2 separate regions of the Homo sapiens genome follow, and region 1 is linked to region 2. The links are chromatin contacts, found by Hi-C or POLR2A ChIA-PET in ENCODE. All regions are on one chromosome and are shown on one strand. The core of a region is the stretch at or near the end of the contact, and the rest is flanking DNA. Distances in the headings are between cores, read along the strand shown. Region 1 holds the start of XRCC2 (X-ray repair cross complementing 2). Region 2 overlaps CUL1 (cullin 1).

The links. Hi-C counts contacts between places; a loop is a spot of excess contacts on that map. ChIA-PET counts read pairs that join two places held with the same protein, here RNA polymerase II (POLR2A).
Region 1: a loop to region 2 is called in a map with no recorded cell type, with 4 times the contacts of the local background. The contact joins the promoter of XRCC2 here to the enhancer-like site in region 2. A Hi-C loop is called at or near these places in 1 of 37 single-sample maps with no recorded cell type. POLR2A ChIA-PET finds 5 or more read pairs at or near these places in 1 of 52 experiments (AG04449).

The regions. Positions count from the first base shown.
Region 1 is chr7:152,673,878-152,678,002 of GRCh38, forward strand. XRCC2 (X-ray repair cross complementing 2) reads right to left here and starts at 2,264. Exons shown (of 3, transcript NM_005431.2): 1 at 2,164-2,264. The coding sequence starts at 2,202. RefSeq lists silencers at 1,651-1,740, 2,041-2,510 and an enhancer at 1,741-2,585.
Region 2 is chr7:148,709,448-148,713,309 of GRCh38, forward strand. The region is part of intron 1 of CUL1 (cullin 1); the gene reads left to right. Among named protein-coding and RNA genes, the nearest start is that of CUL1, 12 kb to the left of the region's middle. Within about 2 kb of position 1,909, at least 2 of the 41 ENCODE cell types and tissues checked have a DNase peak (open chromatin) inside an H3K27ac peak, as active enhancers do.

The sequences.
Region 1 (4,125 bases), core at 1,014-3,513, 4.0 Mb after region 2:
AAAAAAACCAAAAATTTAAAGTAGTTTATTTCAGTTTCTTGGGTTAGCTTATGGCTTCAGATATATTCCTCAACACAATCCCTCCAAGTAAATTCAAAGTAGATGAATGTGCAAAGAAGCTAGAGTTCAAACAAATTTGGCAGTGGCCACATAGTTCCCAAGACACTTAAAGGGAAAGAGACTGGCTTAACTGGTTTTGTTAATAAAAAGGAAAATAGAGCAGCGCCAATTGCCTAGCTTCCTATTCACCATTCCACCCCACTCCACTCCAGAGTAGTATGAGCTAGGCTTAGGATTGCCACACAGACAAGGCAGGCAAAGGATATGATGTTAAATTCTTTGTTCCATGACTTAACTGTGCTAGACTCTCATTTTTTGGATACAAGGCTTGTTCTGATTGCAAAAATCATCGGACCTTAACCTGGGTTTCAAATAATCATTTAAATATAAGGTTTTGGCCGGGCGCAGTGGCTCACACCTGTAATCCCAGCACTCTGGGAGGCTGAGGCGGATCACCTGAGGTCAGGAGTTCGAAACTAGCCTCGCCAACACGGCGAAACCCTGTCTCTACTAAAAATACAAAAGTTAGCTGGGTGTGGTGGCGTGTGCCTGTAATCCCAGCTACTTGGGAGGCTGAGGCAGGACAATCGCTTGAACCCGGGAGGCGGAAGTTGCAGTGAGCTGAGATGGCACCATTGCACTCCAGCCTGGGCAACAGAGCGAGAGTTCATCTCAAAAAAATATATATTTATATATAAAAAATATGTTTATATGTATTATATACTTTCTATATAATCTATATTATAAATATATTTTTAAATATATATTTATATAATATATTTTTAAATATATATTATATATAAATATATTTTTAAATATATATTATATATAAATATATTTTTAAATATATATATATCTATGGTTTATAACTGTAGCCGTTCTTATACTAAGCAGTGGTTCTACTCTTTAGGAACAGGGATTATCAAACTATGGCCAGCAGGCTAAATCCAAAAAACAAAGCTTTATTGGAACGCTGCCATGTGCCTTTATTTATCTATGACTGCCTTCCCATTAGAACAGCAGAGTTGAGTGGCTGTGACAGAAACGGCATGGCCTGCAAAGCCTAAATATTTACCACATGGCCCTCCACAAAAATGTTTGCTGACTCTTTTGAGATTGCTTCCTCTCTCATCTGCATAAAAGATCCTTCATACCCTGCCCACTGCTCAGCGCTTACTTCCCAACCTATTGTCCCTCACTCCCTTTGTTCCAATTTTACAGAAATACTTGCAGTTATCTAAATTAGCCATGCTCTTGCTTAATTCAGAATCCATGTACTCCCGACTGTCTCCGCTCTGAATGTCATCCTCTCCTTGCCAAACCATTTCAAATGGTCCTTGAAACTTCAGTCATCTCCTCCTGCATCTTCCATGATGCCCGCCCCTCTAATGGACAACAAACTTTTGTGCAATACTGTAATTCTTACAGCAGCCTCCCTTACTAGTTCTTTAATGGCAGAAGTTATGTCTTTTGTTGCTTACTCCTATCCCTTAACACGTAGTTGACACACAGTAAGTGCTGGACACTTGGTTCAATTCTTGAGGGGCATCCACCGGCTTGTGTGGCTCTGGAGCTACCTGGGCTGGAAACGAATACTAGGGGGTGGCGAGGGCCAGCTGCCCTAAGCAGAGACACGTGGGCTACAGGGAGGTGAGGCAACCTCCGCAAACACCACCTGTTCCAGAAAAGCTCCAAATGCTCCAACGGGCGACCCCTCCCCTTTTCTAGCTTTTCTTGCATAGCTTGACATTTCCAACGGTAGTTAATTTGTGAGGGGTTTTTAGACCATAACTCTTGGGAGGAGAGACCTCGTATGTTATATCGATCTGGGCAGGCAGCAAGTCTTCCAAAGAAAGACTTCCTCCACCTCCGCCCGGTCCTCCCACCTCGGAGGACTCCAGGCTGCCCAGGGGCGGACCCCTGGGGCCCAGGTGAGAGGTGGCAGAGGGTGCCAGCATCGCGGGCGTCTAGGCCGAGAGGCCGGTCCCAGCCCGGCCAGGCCGCGCCGCCCCAAGCCTCCCAATCCCCCGGGTTCCCTCGGCTCCCCTCGCCCACCGGCGGCCTTGTTCCCATCTCCCTCACTCCCAACCCGGCGGCTCTCACCTCGGTCCCAGACTCAGCCCTATGGAAGGCACTACACATCGCCCCGAAGGCTCGGCGCAGGAGAGACTCAACTTTCCCGCCACCAACGCCATTCACCAACTGCGCAGACTCTACGGCCAGTCAAACCCGCCCACCCGCGCGCGTGCGCACTGCGCCAGGCCGCGGCCGGGGAGGCGGGAGCATGCGCAATAGGGTGTGCGGGCCTCCCCGCCCCGCCCCCAGTTCCTGTGACGTCAGACTTCCGCGTCCCCCGCGGCGCTCTCCCGCGTCCCCTTGGAGATCGCTCCGGGGTGGCGGGGACAGCTGGTGCTTTTCTTGTCTGTTGTAAACTTTGGTTCGTTATTATTATATTAGGTAAAGCTGGTCTTATGTATTAATTTGTTTAACCATTAAAAATAATTGTATTGCACAAGCAGGCCCCTTTGTCCGTTCTCGGGTTAAAAGCCTCTGGCTGTGTGTGCGATTCATGGTTAATTCTGGAAAAAAAGAGAAAAGTATACTGTATTTAAAAGAATTTTTAAAATATACCGAGCCTGTGGATTTATCAAGTTGCTTTTTGAGGTAGGCAGGAGGATCACTGGAAGTCGGGAGTTCGAGACCAGCCTGGCCAAAATGGTGAAACCCCGTCTACAGTAAAAATACAAAAATTAGCCAGGTGTGGTGGCGCATGCCTGTAATCCCAGCTACTCAGGGAGGCTGAGGCAGGAGAATCGCTTGAACCAGGGAGGCAGAGGTTGCAGTGAGCCGAGATCGCGCCATCACACCTGAGCGGCAGAGCGAGACTCTGTCTCAAAAAAAAAAAAAGACAAAAATTTGGATATAGTAGCATTGGCCATTATTATCAAGATGACAAAATGTTTTCTGGAATGAAAAAGTTTCATGCAAAGATATACTTTTCACCCACCTAGTTTAGTTTTCAAAAACGCTAGGAAAGAGCATATACCAATGAAGTATTTCTCATGGGTAATATTAAAGTTGCTCATTTTGTAAATTGGAATGGTTTTGGTTCCAAGTCACAGAAAACCCAACTCTTACGTCCTGAAACAAATGGGCTTTACCGGGTGACATCACTAGAAGTCCAAAGGTAAGACAGGCTTCAAGGTTAGTTTAATTGAGAGGCTTGATGAGGCAAACAAGTACCTCATTTCTTTTTACCTCAGATTCATGTTTTCTACCTTGGCCTCTTCTCTACGTAGGGCTGCGGGCCCGTATCTGAAACATTAACAACCATCAGGAATGAGGTTGGTCTGGTTAGCTTAGGCCTGAATCGTGTGCCCCACTTACTTTTCTTTTTTTCTTTTTTTTTTTTTTTTTGGAGACGGAGTCTCATTGCACTCTCGCCCAGGCTGGAGTGCAGTGGTACCATCTCGGCTCACTGCAACCTCTGCCTCCCGGGTTCAAGTGATTCTTCTGCCTCAGCCTCCCAAGTATCTGGGACTACAGGCACGTGCCACCACGCCAGGCTAATTTTTGTATTTTTAGTAGAGATGGGGTTTCACCATATTGGCCAGGCTGATCTCGAACTCCTGACCTTGTGATCTGCCTGCCTCGGCCTCCCAAAGTGCTGGGATTACAGGCGTGAGCCACCGCGCCTGGCCCTGTGTGCCCCACTTCTATCCGGAGTAGAGACATATTTTTTCAAAGCACACAGGCCTTGTGGAAAGGTGTGGAGAACAGTAAATGACAACAATAACAACAAATTGTGAATCATTAACAAGAGGAGTGGGAGTGGATGCTTGGGAGGCCACCTCTACCGTCTTTTTTTTTTCTTTTTTCCCTTTCCTATGGTGCTGAACCACCTATATCTTCATTACACCCTCTGTAATGAGGATATGTGTATACCAAACCACATGTGTAGGTCAACCCCCTCGTCCAATTCCACACACTTCTATACAAAGTAAATATTTCCTCACATAGTAAATCAATATTTGAGAAAGGAGACTTTACAATTAAATAGCTGCT
Region 2 (3,862 bases), core at 659-3,158:
TTCTTGACGATAACAAAACTATGGGGAAAAATCTGGATTTTGTGATGTTAGCATTAGTTCTTTACCTTGTTAAAAATATTAACTATGTTTTCAACTGGGAACATGCATTTATGTTTTTCAAAGTAAGCTACTTGAAGTATAAGCTTAAAAAGCTTGCTTGAGAAAATACACAAGTTAATGTAAATTGTATGAAATAAAAAATATGGACCGACTATTGTTGAGACTTTCCACATGAAACTTAGGCTGGGCAGTGAAGACTATGGTATTGTCCCAGCCACAGCTAGGGTGGTGACAGAAATCAGTAGCAATCTTAACATGCAGGATATTCTTTATGCCTGCTTAAGGTATGGGTTTTGCCAGGCGTGGTGGCTCACGTCTGTAATTTGAATACTTAGAAGGCCGAGGTGGCCGGATTGCTTGAGCTTACGAGTTCGAGACCAGCCTGGGCAACGTAGTGAAACCCCATCTGTACAAAAAATGAAAAGATTAGCCAGGTGTGGTGGCCCACACCTGTGGTCCCAGCTACTTGGGAGGCTGAGGTGGGGGGATCGCTTGAGCCCTAGAGGGAGGGAGATGTTGCAGTGAGCCGAGGTGGCACCATTTCACTCCAGCCTGAGTGACAGAGTGAAACCCTGTGTCAAAAATAAATAAGTAAAATATGGGTTTAAGTTATTGTTGATGCTTTTGTGTCTCTGCCCCTTAGCAATAACCTCCAAAACCCACCACTCTTAGGGTGACAAATAAATACAAATTGTACAGACCATGAGGGAAATTGACTAGAAAATTTTGTAACTACAAAGAAAGGTGCATCTTGACTAGGGGCATTACTATAAAAAATACCAGTGGGCCGGGCGCGGTACGCCTGTAATCCCAGCACTTTGGGAGGCCAAGGCGAGCGGATCACCTGAGGTCAGGAGTTCGAGACCAGCCTGACCAACATGTAGAAACCCCGTCTCTACTAAAAATACAAAATTAGCCAGGCATGGTGGTGCATGCCTGTAATCCCAGCTACTCAGGAGGCTGAGGCAGGAGAATCGCTTGAACCCGGGAGGCGGAGGTTGTGGCGAGCCGAGATCACGCCACTACATTCCAGCCTGGGCGGACAGAGCGAGACTCCGTCTCAGAAAAAATACGAGCAAATGTAAATGTCTAGAGGCTTACTGCTGTTTCGGAATCATAAGTGAAGCTGATGCTACAGGTTTTACCACATTTTCTCCTTTTTTTTTTTTGGTTGGGGTTTCGCTGTTGTCTCCTAGGCTGGAGTGCAATGGCACGATCTCAGCTCACTGCAACCCCCGCCTTCTGGTTGGTTTTCAAGCAATTCTCCTGCGTCAGCCTCCCAAGTAGCTAGGATTAAAGGCGCCCACCACCATGCCCGGCTAATTTTTTTTGTGTGTTTTTAGTAGGGACGGGTTTCACCATGTTGGTCAGGCTGGTCTCGAACTCCTGACCTCAGGTGATCTGCCCGCCTCGGCCTCCCAAAGTACTGAGATTACAGGCAGGAGCCATCGTGCCCAGCCCACATTTTCTCCTTTATTATAGGTATGGCCAGATTGTTTTGAGACAGAGTGGGAAGCAAAATTTAAAAAGTCCCCTTCCCAAAAGAACCCTGCTTCTTATTGAATGTTGTCATCGAGTTACAGATTTTTGTGAGCTCAGAAGACATACTCAAATCATTGAGAAACTGTTTTTCCAAATTATTTATTCTTGACTGATTTAAATGTACACTTCTGTGCATATATGTTTCTCCTCATACTCTCTCCCCAGTGTCCATAATTTCGGAAAATACTAAAAAGTTCTTAGTACTTGATGTTGTAATAGCTAGTAAGGAAATTTTCAGCAAGATGCTTTTTAGCAAATGCAGCATTGAACATATGTGCAGAGAATGGGGGTGCAAATCTGACAGGTGGAACCACAGGTGCGGTGGGTGACATCACTCACTGTGAGCCTTGAGTGGTTCAGGGACCACGGGGGACATGTGTCAGGAGCATCTTACCAGAAAGAGGTGTCGCTTAACTGTGCCCAGTTCCTTCAGGAGAGCGGTTAAAGTGGTAAATTGTCTTTAAAACAAAAAACATAAAAGCCCTAAATCAAATAAAGAGCACGGTAGCGCCGTTTCTCCTTTTGAACCAGTTTGTAGTGAAACGGGAAGTGTATTTGAAAGTTTGCTCAGCTAGGGAAAATTACTGATCAGAGTTTTCGACTCAGGGTTAAATTATCTTAGTCGAAAGAAAAATAATAGAAAGGGGTGTCTTATTGATGAATAGATTCATGTTCACTTAGTGATACACTAGCTTCCAAAATCTGCTTATTGAGCAGATACTTATTCAAGGCCCCACAATCAACTGCAGGGCAAACGGTTCACCACACATGAGGGAAATTTGGAAATTAGTTGAAGAGGATTGTGGGAACTGTGAATTGAGATTGTTCATCTAAATGGGAGTTAATAGCGTTTGTGGTTGACTAAGGGCATCCTTTACGGAAGTGGACCTCACGTGCACACCTCACTGGGAGAGGGAGAGACCTGCCAGGAGGTGCACATCTGGCCTTCCACGCTTAGTGGCCTGAGGATGTTTCCCTGGGGCACCACTTCCACAGGCCCTCTAAAAGGAGGGCAGAATGGCTTGCTGTTTGTATCTTTGTATTTGTGTTAAGCTGGGTTCTGAAAATACAGTGGTGCCAAGACAGAAGAGAAACTTTTTGGATGCTGATGTGCAGTGAAAGCTCTCCAGTAGCGGCTTTTCCAAAGTCAGTGGGTTTCATACAACAGCATCCCATTCATTCACTAGCAAGAGAGCTAGGAAGTCCTGTGGAGCTGGTGTTTTAAAGTATTCTGTTAAACATGTATTTCATGGTAGAATGAAAGATTCATGTGAATTTTAAGATAGAGTGATATTTCAAGGAAAATTTAACTCTGTCACAGCTTAGGCTGGATCCCCAGGTCTGTCCCGATACAAAGGATTCCTCCACCCTGTGCTGAAAGTTACATTTTGGTGGGAATTTTAGAGAAGTGCCACCTCTGGTGTCATCAGTTATCAAAGGTATTGTGGAGTTTTCAGGTAACGTTAATTTACTTCATTTTGACTTCAAAAATAAGCATGGGTGGTTTAACATTTAAATACTATCTTAGGAATTGCATAGATATTAGAAACCCTTTATAGTAGTGTTAACATGAATAGTAGCAAATGCTTACCGTGTGTCAAGGACTCTGCTAAGCATTTTATTTTCGTAACTCACTTATTCCTCATAGCCACCTTATACAACAGGTACTACAGTATTATCTCTAGTACAGATGATGAAATACAGGCGCAGAAGTTAAGGAATCTGACCAAGCTCACACTGCCAGTGACTTGTGGAGCCAGAACTGTGAAGTTCACAGACATCCCACGCATTTCCATATTAGCTGTTTGCAATTTGTCACTGTGTACTGTCAATCAGTGCCTCTTGAATTATTTCTTTAGTAAAATATTTTTTGTGGGATAACCCAGCACCCACACAGACATAACTGGGAAAAAAAAATGCACTGAGTAATACTTAACCTTGTTACATTCTATGAGCTCTTTTTCTTTATTTGATTTTTTAAAAAGTTCCAGTTCCCTTTTACTAAGTTGGTTTCATGATCTACACAATAATGAATTGCAGCCCTCAGTTTGAAAAGCATGTGTGGTGTAGATGATCATGATCAAATGTAATACCGTTTTTTCTTGCCCTAAAGTGAATGCAAGTACTTGGAAACAAAATACACGCAAGTACCAATCTAGACCATTGAGTAAGCATGATTTAATCTAGGTAATTGAGTAAAAGCATTGTGCTGAAACTGAGAACTGATACTCAGTCCTCAGCAGTTAAAACTAGTTTATTT